2 separate regions of the Homo sapiens genome follow, and region 2 is linked to region 1. Evidence: read pairs that join two places in POLR2A ChIA-PET (ENCODE). Cell type or tissue: Panc1. All regions are shown on one strand. Links, peaks and the distances in the headings refer to the core of each region. The heading gives the core; the rest is flanking DNA.

The links. Peaks named below come from ENCODE experiments on the same cell type or tissue, not always from the same donor. Only the 100,000 strongest peaks of a DNase experiment are listed, where the experiment ranks them.
Region 2: POLR2A ChIA-PET joins it to region 1 with 5 read pairs; 1 of 35 experiments calls an interaction of 5 or more read pairs at or near these places.

What each region holds. Positions count from the first base shown.
Region 1 is chr2:209,378,702-209,386,648 of GRCh38, forward strand. No RefSeq gene overlaps it. Among named protein-coding and RNA genes, the nearest start is that of MAP2, 41 kb to the right of the region's middle. In Panc1, for the core only: no CTCF peak of the experiment used is centred there; a DNase peak (open chromatin) is centred at 4,720; H3K27ac peaks cover 915 bases.
Region 2 is chr2:209,785,160-209,793,106 of GRCh38, forward strand. UNC80 (unc-80 subunit of NALCN channel complex) reads left to right here. Exons shown (of 65, transcript NM_001371986.1): 5 at 907-1,030; 6 at 4,373-4,446. Among named protein-coding and RNA genes, the nearest start is that of UNC80, 17 kb to the left of the region's middle. In Panc1, for the core only: no CTCF peak of the experiment used is centred there; no DNase peak of the experiment used is centred there; H3K4me3 peaks cover 957 bases.

The DNA.
Region 1 (7,947 bases), core at 1,671-6,670:
GGAATTCCAAAGCCTTTTCCATCCAAAGATTGCAGAATTCCTAGGCACCCACATATTGCAGATTACTTCACATTTTACACTTTCTCATAAGACTTCTGCAAGATGATGTGAGTGTTTTCAATGTTACAAGTTGCTACCATAGTCTAAGTTCAGAAATACGAAAGTGCGCTTGAGATGTGTATGAGTGAGCAAAGGAATAGGTGGCCCAGTTGGAAGACTCAAAAACTTGCAGTAGGGGTCAGGCCTGAAGAACAACACTTGTTATCTGATATATCTGAACTGTATCTGACAACCATTTATTTTTATGGATATCAGATTCAGCATGAACTGAATTTGTATTTATATGCAAAGTATAACCATGGTTGTTTTCACATTCTAGCTTCAAAAAGAACACAAGTACAAAAGGCATTTCATCTCTTTTCCTTTCAACGAGAAACAGAGGTTCAGAGAACTTATATGACATTGTAAGATAGTGTAGCAACATAAGAGGCCTTTGGCTTCCAGTCTAGTGATCTACCCAATGGCTCCCTCTGATGTCATAATTATTTAAGTGTCCAAAGAGGCCTCTGGGACATGAGTGTGCCACTTCCTGATGGAATCCACCCCTGGTCACAACAATGCACCCAGGCACATTAATGCCCCACTTATAGAAAAGTAAAAATAGTAATAGTAGATTCAAATTGCACCTAACAGCAGTAGCAGAAAGATGAGGAAAGAAGCTAAAATGTGCACTGATATCAAATCACCATGGAGGATTGTCCATTCTTACAACCATCATCTAGGAAGAATCTACGATGTTAAGAGAGACTAGGTCTTTACCCTCAAAGACTGTACCATGTCTGGGAGGAGACAGTCATGAAACAAATAAGCTCCTAAACAGTTAATAAATTACAAGTGAAATAGTGCTAAAATAAATCTAAAAGTTTAATTACCATAAACTCCAATATGTATAAAATCAGCTGTTAGTTTTTGTCATAGTAGTCATATTATTTTTAATGTAAAAAACCTAATTTCAATTGACATAGAAGAAAGTAAAAGTGGATAAAAATAAAGCTCATGATATAACATCAGTTGATATCCCCCTATTCCAAATGGGATTGCAAGCAACTTTCCCTTAGATTTTAGTGCCCTGGGCTTCCAATGCATTTTGAGACTGCATTGACAGCAGATAGAGTTGGGAGTATAATTACCATGAGGGAATACTAAACTAGATGCCAGAAATTGAATTGCGAATAAGAGGACAATGGACCCAGCAATGTGGCATGGTTCAGTCCCCTGGTGCTAGGTCCCTGCCAACTTCGACCAAGAAAAAACTTCTCCTGAGCCTACAGGTGAAAGAAATCTGCAGGTTGATCTCAACCAACAACTATACTTCAAAATGCTCACTGTGACAGTGAATCCCCTTCCCACACTCTTGGCAATTTAACTTGAAAACTGTAACCGCATTTTAGCTTTGGAAGTAAGTGTGTAGCAGATGAGATATCCTTGTTTGTTTATGTGCCTTAATTTCTAGAATATTCTCTTTATGGGTTGTTAAGATTGTTAAAATTAAGCTGTCTCTTCCTGCACTGCAGAATGGCGTTATACCCAGCACCCTGCCCGAGGCTGGTCAGATAATGAAGCAGAACAGCAAGGTAATGAGATATTATAGCAATTCCTAACCCATTCCACACCTGACTGACCCCAGTAATGAGTCAATAAGGCCTGTGGCTCTGTAATAGGAGCTTATGCAGTAGAACAGTGAGGCAGGAAGTTGAAAAAGAAAACCTAGAAGCTGTATTAGAGCAGGTACCATAGCTCCTAGCATTTTTAATAGGCCAATTCAACCTACAATCTGACCTCCTGTGGTACCCAATGGCTTTCTTGCTTCCTTTTCTGAATCACTTCTTAGTTTCAAGTTCCTTATTTTAAAAAAACCCACAAAAAACAGAGGCCTTCTTGTTAAATGAGACATACAAGATTTACAACTTTGAGGTATTAAAAAGTGGAAGTAGAGTGAATACAAATAAAGCTCATGATATGAAATTTAGTTTCTTCTGCTACTAATGTCTTACTCTAAACTCTTCAATTTCTAGAATATATATCGGTAGCATGATACTAGTAGAATTATTGCCTTCACCCCTTGGTTCTACCAATCCTTTCAATTCTTTTAATTCTGCAGCAGTTTCTACTGGTATTCATCTCTTTTTAACCTAATAATCGTACGTGAAATGTTAAAGCCGGATGTTCTGGGCAGTTGTGTCATGATCTTAAATGGATTAAATGTGAAAAGTTAAATATCACAGTTCAGCATGTACCTCTTAAGCCATAAATGGTATTGTAATCGGATGAATAATAGTATATCAAATGATGTACTGAACATTGGTTTCTATGATGATTCCATATGGGAGTCTAGCAGAAGAGAAGGATCAATTGAGTTACTTTTCCAGGAGGCTGGGCACAGAAGGAAGAGTCACAAACATTGACAATAAGATTATCTGGAAGAAGGAAACCTCCGTGTCTCCACAAAGAATGAAATATGAGCCAAAAAAAAAATGAGAACAGGAAAGGATAGATGTAAGAGAGTAATGAGTAACTGCAAACAGAGAAAAAGGATGGTGTGGCACAGACACTGGGGACTCACAAATCATCCAAGTTACGTTTGGATGATTTGTGACTCCATCCAAACATGACTAGTTTTGGAGAGTAAAATATGAATGGCAATGACATGTTATTTACAGTCCTATGTAGCTAAGATAAGAAGTGTTGCACCCCTCCGTCTCTTAGTAGCCATGTGTTCCTAGATTAAAGCTGCTGTGCAATAGAAATATGATGCAAGCCACATATGTAATTTTAAATTTTCTAACAGCCTCATTAAAATTAATAGACTAAATAATCAATAATATTTAATCTAATATATCCAAGATATTATTCTTTCAACATGCAATCAATATAAAAATAATTATTGAGATACTTGATATTCTTTTTATCTTACTATGTCTAATACATCCCATGTGTATTTTACACATATGGCACATTTGGATTCAGACTCCACATATTTCAAGTGTTCAGTAGTCACACGGGACTAGTGGCTACTCTGTTAAGTAACAAAGTTCTAGAAAGTCTTGCTACAAGATGAAAGAAGGCTGCTCTACATTCCACTGTCTGAGTAAGAGAATCTTTTGTTGCATTAAGCAAGTCACTGAAATTTTAGTTTATTTGTTATTAGAGCATAAAATATATTTACCCTGACTAGTATAATAAATGTAATAAAATCAGGACCAACCAAAAGACTTTCCTTTTTCCTCTTAAGTTTAAAGAAATTGAATGTAGTTAAACAAAAATAAAATTTTTGGCCAGGAAATTAGGCCAAAGATGTTGATGCATTAGTGTTTTTCATAGGTGGGAGCAAACTTACCAAAGAAAGCTGATGCCTCACTGCCAGAAGTAACACACATAACAGATGTAACTGATTGTCCAATCAATCACAATCAAATGTGCGTACAAAACTTTGAACTATCACAACTCAATTAGGAGCCTCCTTTTCTGCTTGATTTTTGAAAACCTAAATTTGGGGGATGATATCTTTCAGTCTAACACTAAGGTTATTATTTAATACGTCTTTTCAATCTTTCTTCTTTCTGATTTATTTACTCTTTCCCTTCCTCTTGGTCTTACTTTTAATTTCACAGGAGTCACAAATGCCTAACTCCTGGTAGGGGGATGAAGGACTCTGATATAGTGAGCTGGCAGAGGCAGGGATTGCAGAAGGTAGAGGGGAGTTGAAAAGGGGGAACTATGCATATTCTCTCAGTTCGGCCTCCTTTCTGTCCAGGTGTTCAGAGTGACCAGCTGTTGACAGTTGTAGTTGAAGCCCCGTGGAAGGGTAAAGTACCAATTTGTGGACCACTTGATCATCTCTGGATAACTAGTTAACACCACCCATCTGACAAACTGTTGAAAGGATACCCTTCCATTACTGAGCAATTTCTAGAGAAACTGTTGATCTGGCTCATGATTTGATTTGAATTAATTTTCTGGCATGACCTTGACCTATATGAGAAATTTAGAAATGACTGTCACTCCTAAATGGGACATGAAGTGTTCCCTAATTAAAGACTCACCCAAAAACTTCAAGGGTAGGTCCCATAGGAGCATCCAATTGCATGGTAAGATGAGTCAAATACCACTAACTTGACTACCATAATGAGGAGGATGGACTGGAGGGGTATAGCATACCTTTCATACACCTTTCTCCAAATCTCTCTGACACTCCTCTCATTTTCACACCCTTTGCTCCACCTCAGCAATGGAGAGAAAAACTTGTTCTTCTAGTTCTTATGATCTCTTCTCCACAGACTTTAATATGACACCTAATCAGGTCTCCATTGAAATGGCAATTTTCTGTATTTCCTCCCCTCCCTACCCTTTTTCCCCTGTGTGTGTGTGTGTGTGTGTGTTGTGATTTTGTATATGTGCATGTGTGTTGAGAGTGAAGGAGTGAGAAAGGAAATAAAACTCATTCTCTCTCTCTCTCTGTCTTCAGTTCATTGCCACAGGTAAACATTTTACATCTCACCTTCTTCTCTGTAATTTCTATAGCCTCCCCACAGACAAAAGAGCTTCCATAGATACTCAAGACAGGTGCACAATGAGTTCCTGATGAAACCTTTTCTGCTTGGCTTTGTAAACAGATTTGACAACAGTTTCCAGGAAATTGCATTTGATGTTTCAAGGTTAGATCTGGCTGTCAAGCATGCTGAGTCATATCCATTGAGTCAGAGAGTGCTATGCTGTAAGAGAATTTGTCTAAGATTAGCTAACATCTTTGCTTTGAGATGAAGAAGTCAGGAGAGTTCTTTAGCAAATGATTCTGTAGAGGTAGAAAAGCTCCCCTTTAGGAAAGGTTGTATTGTTTGCTTTTCTTCAAGGTTCTGCCATTATTGTCTGAGCTCAACCACCTGGGAACTAGAAGCTTATAACTCAAATCACATTTTTAATAAACATTATGATGGAAGAAAGTCAAAGATGTAATGTGAATAATTTAATTAAGCTTCTGTAGACTCAAAACAAACATATAGGTAAGTGCCAGAAGCCTAAACTTTAAGTTCTCAATACCAAAAAAGCAAAATACCAGCAAGGAAGCCATAGCCTTCTATGTAGATATTCACAAGTGAACTAGTGTCTACTGATATGCTAGAAATGGTGGTCTAGATATGATAAATTGAAACATAATTAGAACCTTAAGGTTACAAGTTAACTGGAATCCACAAAACAAGGTGAATTGGCTTTCATCTTTAAAAGAAGCTATTTATCAAGATTGAGTATACTTCCTCATAGCATGAAAGACTTAAGGGTTCACAATCAAAATAAAAGCACATATGAAACAGAAAAAAAACAGTTATCCTTTCTTAAGTGGCAAATATCTCAACTGATCTTGACGGAAAGAAAACCAGGAACTACGACCATGTTTTAAAATCACCACAGACCCTACAAATGAAATAATCAAAATGAAAGTGTAGAATTAGAGTGTTCGTAATACAAAGAAATAATAAATGCTTGAGGTGATAAATATCCCATTACCCTGATTTGATTATTATACATTATATGCTTGTATCAAAATATCACATGTACAGCACAAATAGGTACAACTATTATGTATCCATAATAATTAATAATGAAAACTAAAAATAAATAACCAGGCCTACGTTTATAATACATTCACACATTTCTCACAAGATAATGTTTTAAATCAAATCACTATTGATTTTCTTTTCTATTAACTATTAAACAGACACAAATAAAACTTTATAGCTACACAATTTAAAATATAGTTTTTCTAAGGAAACAGTATACATACTTATGACTTTTTCCAATAATATAAAAAGCTTTGCTAACAAAAATATCTCTGAATAAAGATGAATATAGGGTACAATTATTTCCACTATCTTTATCTCTAAAATGCTCACCAAAATTCCATAATTAAACTTATTTCTAATTCTAAAAACACCCGCTATTCATATAGAATACACTATAAGTTTTTATTAATGTCATAAAACTATATATACTGGCTCCTAAAGAACTTTAAAAGATTTTTTTTACCTGAATAAAATGTATTTGGGACAGAGACTAAATATAGATTGCATTTTAAAAAATATATTTATTACTCATTCCTTTTCCCTCTAGTTTCTTTTTATCAATTTAAATTAAAAGGGATTTATAGAAGGATGAAAAATAATTCGGTTTTTTACTATTAAGGAGTAAGCAAGACACATTTATAATTAGTGATAACAGTAGCCGTAAGACACACTGGTCAGGAGATGTTGGAGGCTCAGCCCTACTATCCATAAAGTATATCACTGAAGACTAATGAGGAATTTAAGGAGTTTTAGGTAAGGCTATTGGATTATCCAAATCATCATTCTCACCTATGTAAGTCTATTAACAATCCATTATCCTGGATATTGAGACATTTTGGTGGCCTAAAGTCATCCGTTATGATGCATAAAGCTGAACAGAAAGATATAATCGGTTGGGAAATAGATTCTGGTTATGAGTAAAAGCCTAGGGCAGGTGAAGTTTGGAGAAGAGGCAGCATAAGAAAAGAGCTCTGTGACTGATGAAGGAGCCCAAGAAAGGAAAGACAAGGCAACAACAAAGCAACATTTGGCATCTAGAAGCTCTCCTGTGTATGGCATGCACTGGGTGTGATATATATTGGTCTTAAGTTATTACCCCTCCTTGTGTCCACTCTCTTTGCTATGTGTCTTTGAAGTTCCTTTCACTAAAGGCAGAGTGCCCTTTCCTACTCATCGACTTTGGGATTGGCCATATGACTATCTCAAAAGGATACTAGCAACATGATGTAAGTGAATTAGCAGCTTTAAATGTGCTTGCATATTCTATTGTCCTTCTGCATGCTCTATGCATGCTCTATGATTAAAGCATGACCCAACTAGTTCACAGGTCCTGGGAAGAGGAGAGACATGTGGAGCAGAGGTGAATTCAATCTACATCTTGCAGCCAAATCCAGACTAGCCAAACCCCAGGAAATCTGCAAATGCATAAGCAAGAATAAATGATTGCTGCCTTAAGCCACTGTTTCATGATATTTTGTTTTGCAGCCTCGTTAAGGCAACAGCTAACAGCTACGCTGATCTGGATACTAGAAATAAGAGAGTAAACAATGCAAAATGCTTGCTCTCAAGGGACTTACAATTTAGTAAATAATATCAATAAGTACCCTGAAAGTAAATGCAGTGAAGGATACCATGAAACACCTAACCTGCAGACTCTGGTGTCCTGGATCAAGAGTCATCTAAGCTCAGACCTGAAGAATGAAGCAGAATGAGCAAACTAAAAGGACTAGAGAGAAGGTACAATTTGATAGCGCACCAAAGGCAAAGGAAGTAAGATGTGCAAAGACCCAGGCATGTGAGAAAGCAGAAGATTTTAAGGTAATTGTGAGCAAATGCAGTGAAGAGTTTGAAGAGGGGACTGTTGAGAGATGAAATGAAAATGATGAACTGCCAAGTAATTATAATTAACGAGTGTAACATATAAGAAGCACAGCAAGAATGGGTGTGAGATTTTAATATGGTCAAGTAAGAAGACTATTGGGTTGCTGAGTCACAAGACCAGAGTTTCAGTGTATTCATTTTTTTTCTTTCTTTTTTTTTTTTGAGACAGTTTTGCTTTTGTTGCCCAGGCTGGAGTGCAATGGCCCAGTCTTTGCTGACTGCAGCCTCTGCCTCCTGGGTTCAAGCGATTCTCCTGTCTCAGCCTCCCAAGTAGCTGGGATTACAGGTGTCTGCCACCATGCCCAGCTAATTTTTGTATTTTTAGTAGACATGGGGTTTCACTATGTTGGTCAGGCTGATCTCGAACTCCTGACCTCAGGCAATCTGCCTGCCTCCACCCTCCAAAGTGCTGGGATTACAGGCATGAGTGAGCCACCAGTGTATTCAT
Region 2 (7,947 bases), core at 1,571-6,570, 410 kb after region 1:
ATAATATGCAAGCTGGGGTTGCAAATCACTGCTCTAAGTGAGTTCCTGGGTCTCAGATGTATTCGTTAATCTGTGATCACATTCTCTGCTTCTATCTTTACATTGTTTTGAGAGACTGAAGTGTTTAAGATATAATCTCAGAATGTCATGTATTTGTACTTATACAATATGATAGCAGAGGATATGCTCTTGAAAGATACTTTAAATCATAGATAAACTGAGTGAGCATGGGTTGTAAAGTCAGCCCTATTCAGCAAGTATTTATTGAGTATCTGTTGTGTACCCAGTTCCTAATGCTATGTTAAACATTGTGATGATGCTCGGGGCTGAGAGGGAAGGAGGATGCTTGATTTATCCTTGCCCTCAAGAAATTAAAGGTTGTTAAGAAGACAACATTACAAAATAATACACTATGAAGGGTCAAATTATATGTGCCTGATTCCATAAAATGTAAGAAAAAAGATGGACTGGACAATAGAATGTCAAAATAGCCAGTATCTGAGTATTTTGCCTTATGAGGGAGAATAAGGACAACTAAAAAATTAAGAGGAATGATAATAATAACCAAAGTGAAGAGATCTGCCAAGGCTCCTGAAATAAACAAGTTTCAATCACTGCAAACACAAAACAATAGTTTGTGTATCCCATGCTTTGCCCAAAGCTATGTTTTGATTGGTCATTAATTTTGGATAAAGCAGACAGCTGGGATTTTCATAGTAATTGCAGTGATAACTTTGGGTCATTGGTTTACTCTAGAAACATTCATCTGACTAATGAGAGAAGGTTTGGCAGATAAATTCACTCTGAAAATAACCTTGTGAGTGATGTTAATCCTTGCATTGATTGGTCCCTTTAAGCAGCTGTTACATGTCAGTTATTGGACATATATCTTCTCCTCCCCCCTAGGAATCTGACCTCACCTTCCGTCTGGCCAGTGGGCTTGTTATATGGCAGCCCATGTGGGAACACAGACAGCCCGGAGTCTCTGGCTTTACCGCACTGGTGAAGCCCATCAGGAACATCATTACAGGTTTGTAACTTGGACACTCAGTAGGACAGTATTAGCAGATTCCCTCACACACAGTAGTTAGAGTGATGGGATAATTTGCCCCTAAGAAGTCAAAAAGAAGCAAATATCTACATGTAGTTATTTAAGTGTCCTGATATAGGGCTTACTCACATGAGGAGAAACTACTCTGAATCAAGAGCATGGACTTTGGGCAATTCATTTAGACTTCCTGTGCCTCAGCTTCCTCATCTGTAAACTGGGAATTTAAATATCATATTAATACTACTTACAAGATTGTTATGAGGAATGGAGCTAATATATGTAAAACTGCTTAGAAGAATGTCTGGCACATAGTAAGTGGCAGCTGCGATTATTATTATTATTATGTTATCATCATCATCATGGTAAATGGAGCAGGGGCTCCTTAACAAAATCATCTTAGTGTTGTATTGTTATCAAAGCATTTCTCTTCAGGAATTATCTAATGAAATAGTCCCACTGTTCAACTGTAGAAAGAACACAACATCATAGATTGAAAAGTGCATAGCAGGCTCACACTGTCTACCTCCAAGTCTCCAAATCTATCTCTTACTATGTATATAACCTAACTTTCCTAAGCATTTCCATTTATGTAAAATTGAGGTGATAATGCCACCTTATAGGGCTTTTTAGTAAGAAGTAAATGAGAGTGCATTAAGTGCCTGCTTTATAGTAAGTGCTTAATAAATTCTAGTCTTCTATTCCCAACTCTATTTTTAGTATTAATAATAAAATTTAAAAAGAAATAAATTATGTGGAAAATCTACAGAAGCATATATATATATATATATATATATATATATATATATATACCTATATATTTTTAAAATACACCACACACATATATATAATTTGCTTAATTCATAAGGGTTTTGTGCAGACAATGGACAATCTTTTTTATTAACATATAAGCTATAATTTAACACATATATAAAAACTACTAAGAAACCAGACTCAGCTTAGACAGCATGGCCAGAAGAAAAAGCAATGGCACATGGTGATCTTGATAAATCACCTTCCTTCTCGGCACCAGTTTACTCACAATTTGAATGAGACATTGCCATCTTAGTTTCCCACTGTTCCTGGTCCTCAGATAAAGATGTAACTGATTTGAATTTTACCTCCAGGATAGCTTTATGTAATAGTTAAAGCACAGACTCTAAAGTTAGTCTGGGCTATAACCTTCATGCAAGGGTCAAGTGACCTTGGGCAAGTTTAACTCACTGTGTCTTAGTTTCTTACCCTGTAAAATTGGCATAATAATATGGTAGTATTATTGAGTTATTTTAAGGGTTAAATGAGTTATAGTTTTGCGCCACATAACAGCATTTTGGTCAATGACTGTGTTTACAACAGTAGTCCCATAAGATCATAATGGAGCTGAAAAACTCCTGTCACCTAGTGGTCTCGTAGCCATGGTAACATAGTGCAAGGCATTACTCATGTGTTTGTGGTGATGCTGGTTTAAACAAACCTACCGCGCTGCCTGTTTTATAAAAGTATAGCCCATACAATTATATACGCACATAATACTTTATAATAATAACCAACAAGTATATAACTGGTTTATGTATTTACTATACCATACTTTTCATTGTTATTTTAGAATATATTTCTTCTACTCCTACTACCTATTTTTATTATTTTTAAAAAGTTAACTGTAAAACAATCTTAGGCAGGTATTTTAGGAGATGTTCCAGAAGAAGGCATTGTTATCATAAAAGATGACAATTCCATGTGTGTTATTGCCCCTGAAGACCTTCCTTTGGGACAAGACATGAAGGTGGAAGACAGTGATACAGATGATCTTGATGCCGGGTAGGCCTAGGCTAATGTGTGTGTTTGTGTCTTGTTTTTAACCAAAAATAGGAATGCCTGGCACATAATGAGTAAGCAGTAGCTGCACTTGTTTTAAAACAAAAAAGTTGGCCGGGCGCGGTGGCTCACGCCTGTAATCCCAGCATTTTGGGAGGCCGAGGTGGGCGGATCACCTGAGGTCAGGAGTTAGAGACCAGCCTGACCCACACGGAGAAACCCCATCTCTATTAAAAATACAAAATTAGCTGGGCTTGGTAGCGCATGCCTATAATCCCAGCTACTTGGGAAGGCTGAGGCAAGAGAATCGCTTGAACCTGGGAGGTGGAGGTTGCGGTGAGCAGAGATCGCACCATTGCACTCCAGCCTGGGCAACAAGAGCAAAACTCCATCTCAAAAAAAAAAAAAGTTTTAAAAAAAAGTATAAAATAAGTACATACGTTTATAAGTATATAAAAAGCATAAAATATACTTTTATACTTTTTAATACATACTATACATACTACATACTAGTATATATAATAATATATACTATAAAATATATTAAAAGTATAAAATATAAAAAATATACAAATAAAAGTAAAATAAATATATAAATTTATAAATATATGACTATATTAAAAAGCTTATAGAATAAAGTTATAAAGAAATCACATATTTTTGTGCAGCTGTATTATGTATTTGTTTTAAGCTAAGCCTATTACAAAAGAGTCAAAAAGTTTAAAAAACTAAAAAGTTTATAAAGTAAAGTTATAGTAAGCTAAAGTTAATTTATTATTAAAGAATAAAAGCTTTTTAAAGATAAATTTAGCATTGCCTTCATATTCACTCACTACTCACTCACTGACTCACCCAGAGCAACACCCATTCCTGCAAGCTCCATTCATGGTAAGTGCTCTATATAGGTGTATAATTTGTTATCTTTTATACTGTATTTTTACTGATATTTTCTATGTTTAGATACACAAATACCATTGTGTTATAAATGCCTACAGGATTCAATACAGTAACATACTGTACAGGTTTGTAGCCTAGAAGCACTAGGCTATGTCATATAGCCTAGATGTGTAGGTGGCCATACCATCTAGGTTTGTGTAAGTAAACTCTATGATGTTTGCACAATGATGAATTTGCCTAACAACACATTTCTCAGAACGTATCTTTGTCCTTAAGTGATGCATGACTGTATATGTAAAATGCTTAGGAACTTTGCATATATTAGGTGCTGAGTAGGTGTTAACTATTATTGTTATTTTCAGTATTGCCAACTTTTTAGCACCTTAACTTACTGAGTCAGACTGAAGAGATGAATATCTACATCAATAACCAAAAAAATGCTAAGATTTTTGAATTGGTTATTTGAATATCTCTTACAATATGCGTTAATGTCTTCTTTTAAAGTAATAATGTTCTATTAAAATAGCTTTTCTATTTGAAAATGAAATGAACTTATGAAATAAAAAGAACTTAAAACCTTACAAAACGATGGAACTTCTTCCGTCTTTTCAGCTAAGAGAAGTTCTCCTATCAACAGTCAAAGCCGGACCTGTGAATCACCAAATCAAGATGCAAGACACTTAGAGGTTAGTTTATTATAATCATAAGAAGAAGGGAGGCAGAAAGTCCTTGGACATAGTGTAGTGTGAAGGGAAAGACATGAGTTCTAGAATCACTACCAGGCTCAAAGCCACTCCTCCTTTCTGAATGTGCAACTTTTAACAGCTTCAGGTTTTTTATCAGTCGTATGAAAATTAATTTTCTGTATCTCCCCAAAGCGTGCAGGTGTGGAAATAAGACCATATACGACTAGTATTTTATCTCGGTGGTTAGTGTGTAATGAGTTGTGCTTTATCTCAATGGCTAACATGTAACACTCAATAAGTGTTAGTTATCATTACATCCCAGATTAAATAACATATCACCTTGTTCTCAATTATTGCATCCCCTAATGCTTGTTAAGTAACTCTAATGTAGGTAGAATAATGCTGCCGGAGGTCAGAAAGAGGGAGTTGGAAGGAGTTATAAGATAGTCCTACCCCTTAAGGAATCTAAAGTTTAATGAGGGGTCAAGACTAACCCACATAAAACGGAAGATGCAAAATATGATATAAGATGCAGAATGTAATTCAGTGCAAATTTGTCATGTTTGATCAAGAAAAGAAAGGAATGAAGTCCGGAGTAATTGAAAGCTACATAGAAATCGATACTACCATTAACTTATGGCATTAAATGACCTGCTTTCACTTTCAATTCAACACGTGCAAAGTGAAACTTGCTGCCTTCCGTCAAAATTGGATCCTCTTTCCAACTGTTATTACTCAGGAAGATTATCACCCTTTTTACCCTCCAACCTGGAAATTTTGGAGTCCTATTACATCTACCATTTAGTGAGCAATTACTAAGTACAGACGCTGTGATTTGTATGCTGTAAGATGTATATATTTTTCACATTTAACATCTTTGAAATTGAGTATGCTTGACAATCTTTGGCCCCTTATGATCTCCCTACTGGTAGCTGTCTTGATATGGTTGTAATTCTTGTGCAGCATGAATTTGGTCATTTCCAGCATCTAAATTTGCATCATCAGGGTCAGTGGATTATAAGCATATGTCAGAGGGAATAGTGGAGCAGTATTTTAAGAGATAACACTCTTGATACAGAGGAGGTTATTCTTTGGAAAAACTCAAGTATTAACAATTCTGGGTTGAAAATTTTAAATGTGAAGGAGTTTTAGGAATACCTACACCAATTTATTTCACTTATACTTTCCTCTTACATAGACACAGGATGGAAATATAATTAAAAAGCTGTGCCTAAATAAATGTAAAATAGCTCTTTCAACTAGTATAAAATAAAAAATCCTCAATGATACAAGTAACATGTCCTAGTTTAATTAACAGGGTATTTTTTTCTTAATGTTACGTAAAATAATGGTATGTCTTCTAAATGATGACATCTTAGATACAATGAAATACATACATCTCATATTATGTTATACTTAATCCTCTCGATTTGATTTCCTGCTAAGTCATATTGTCTTCTTTTCGTTATGTTGCTCAGATGTTTTCTTTATTGTTTATGACCACTACTATCCTCTAAATCCAGGCCCTCATGACTAAATTGCAGCTGAACCTACCTAATTGAGTTTTATACTTCTAGACTTTTCTTCTTTGCATAAATACCACTAATAATTCCTGACTAATTTTCCTAATACATCATTTATTTATTAACTCACCATTCCACATAAGGCATTTTATGCAAATGCCATCTTTTGTCATGTCGCTTTCTCCTTAGGAACCTATAGTGGATCCTATTGACTGTCGCTGCAAGACCAAATTCCTCTCCCTGTTTTTTTTGTGCCTCCCACCACTTGGCACCACCTTTGTTAAGTGACCCTGTCTCTGATTATCCCTTCAGTCAGTTATCTATTATCTCTAACTTATAGTGCCTGCTCATTTTAGCCTCCAAATCCTTGCTCAAATTGTTTCCTCTAACTGGAATCTTCTCTTTCCTTCGTCTAAATTTTATCCTTTTAAGGACCAATTAAGATCTCAATTCAGGCTGAGGCGGGCAGATCACAAGGTCAGGAGATCAAGACCATCCTGGCTAACACGGTGAAACCCTGTCTCTACTAAGAATACAAAAAAATTAGCTGGGTGTGGTGGTGGACACCTGTGTCCCAGCTACTCAGGAGGCTGAGGCAGGAGAATGGCGTGAACCTGGGAGGTGGAGCTTGCAGTGAGCTGAGATCGTGCCACTGCACTCCAGCCTGGGCGACAGAGTGAGACTCCGTCTCAAAAAAAAAAAAAAAAAAAAAAAAAAAAAGATCTCAATTCCCAATTCCCCCTAAACTCTTGTCTTATTAGTCTAAGCCTGCACTGTCCAATATGATAGCCTCTAGGCCCATGTGGCTATTGAACACTTGAAATACAGCTAGTCTGAATTGACACTGTAAAATGTACATCAGATTTTGAAAATATAGTATAAAATAGAATGTAGACTTGGCATGGTGGCTCATACCTGTAATTCCAGCACTTTAGGAGGCTTAGGCAGGCAGATCACTTGAGCCCAGGAGTTTGAGACCAGCCTGGGCAATATGGCAAAACTCTGCTTCTACTAAAAATAGAAAAATGAGCGGGACATAGTGGCACATGCCTTTAGTCCCAGCTATTTGGGAGGCTAAGTGGAGAGGATCACCTGAACCTGGGACATGGAGGTTGCAATGATTCAAGATCACACCACTGCACTCCAGACTGGGTAAGCGAGACCCTGTCTTAAAAGAAAGAAGAAAAAAGTAAACATCTTAATACTTTTTTGTTTTGTTTTGTTTTGCTTTGTTTTTGAGACGGAGTCTCACTCTGTTGCCCAGGCTGGAGTGCAGTGGCGCGATCTTGGCTCACTGAAAGCTCCGCCTCCCGGGTTCATGCCATTCTTCTGCCTCAGCCTCCCGAGTAGCTGGGACTACAGGCGCCCACCACCGCGCCCAGCTAATTTTTTGTATTTTTAGTAGAGATGGGGTTTTACCATGTTAGCCCGGATGGTCTCGATCTCCTGACCTCGTGATCCGCCCACCTCTGCCTCCCAAAGTGCTAGGATTACAGGCATGAGCCACCGCGCCCGGTTCCATCTTAATACTTTTTATATTGATTCTATGTTGAAATGATAATTAGGGGTTAAAAAGAATATATTATTAAAAACAATTTCACCTGTTCCTTTTCACTATTTTTAATGTGGCCTCTACAAAATTTAAAATCAGATATGTGGCTGTTTGTGGCTTGCATTATCTTTCTATTGGACACGCTTCTCTGACCTATACTTACCTGTCTTGAGACATAACTGTAAGCTCATGAGTTTAAGGGTCAGATTCATCTAATTTTTTAAATCTCTAAATCACCTAACATTATGCTAAAGAATTTTATGGTCAACTTCAGAAGACTTAATTCATGAAATTTCTAGCTGTATTTATCTCTCTGTCCATCATGATTGAATAATGCCTTATTTTGTGTGTAAAAATTAAAATCGTAAGGGCTAACCTTCCAGATAGATTGTTGAGGGTCTTTATACTTTAGTAAAGAATTTCACC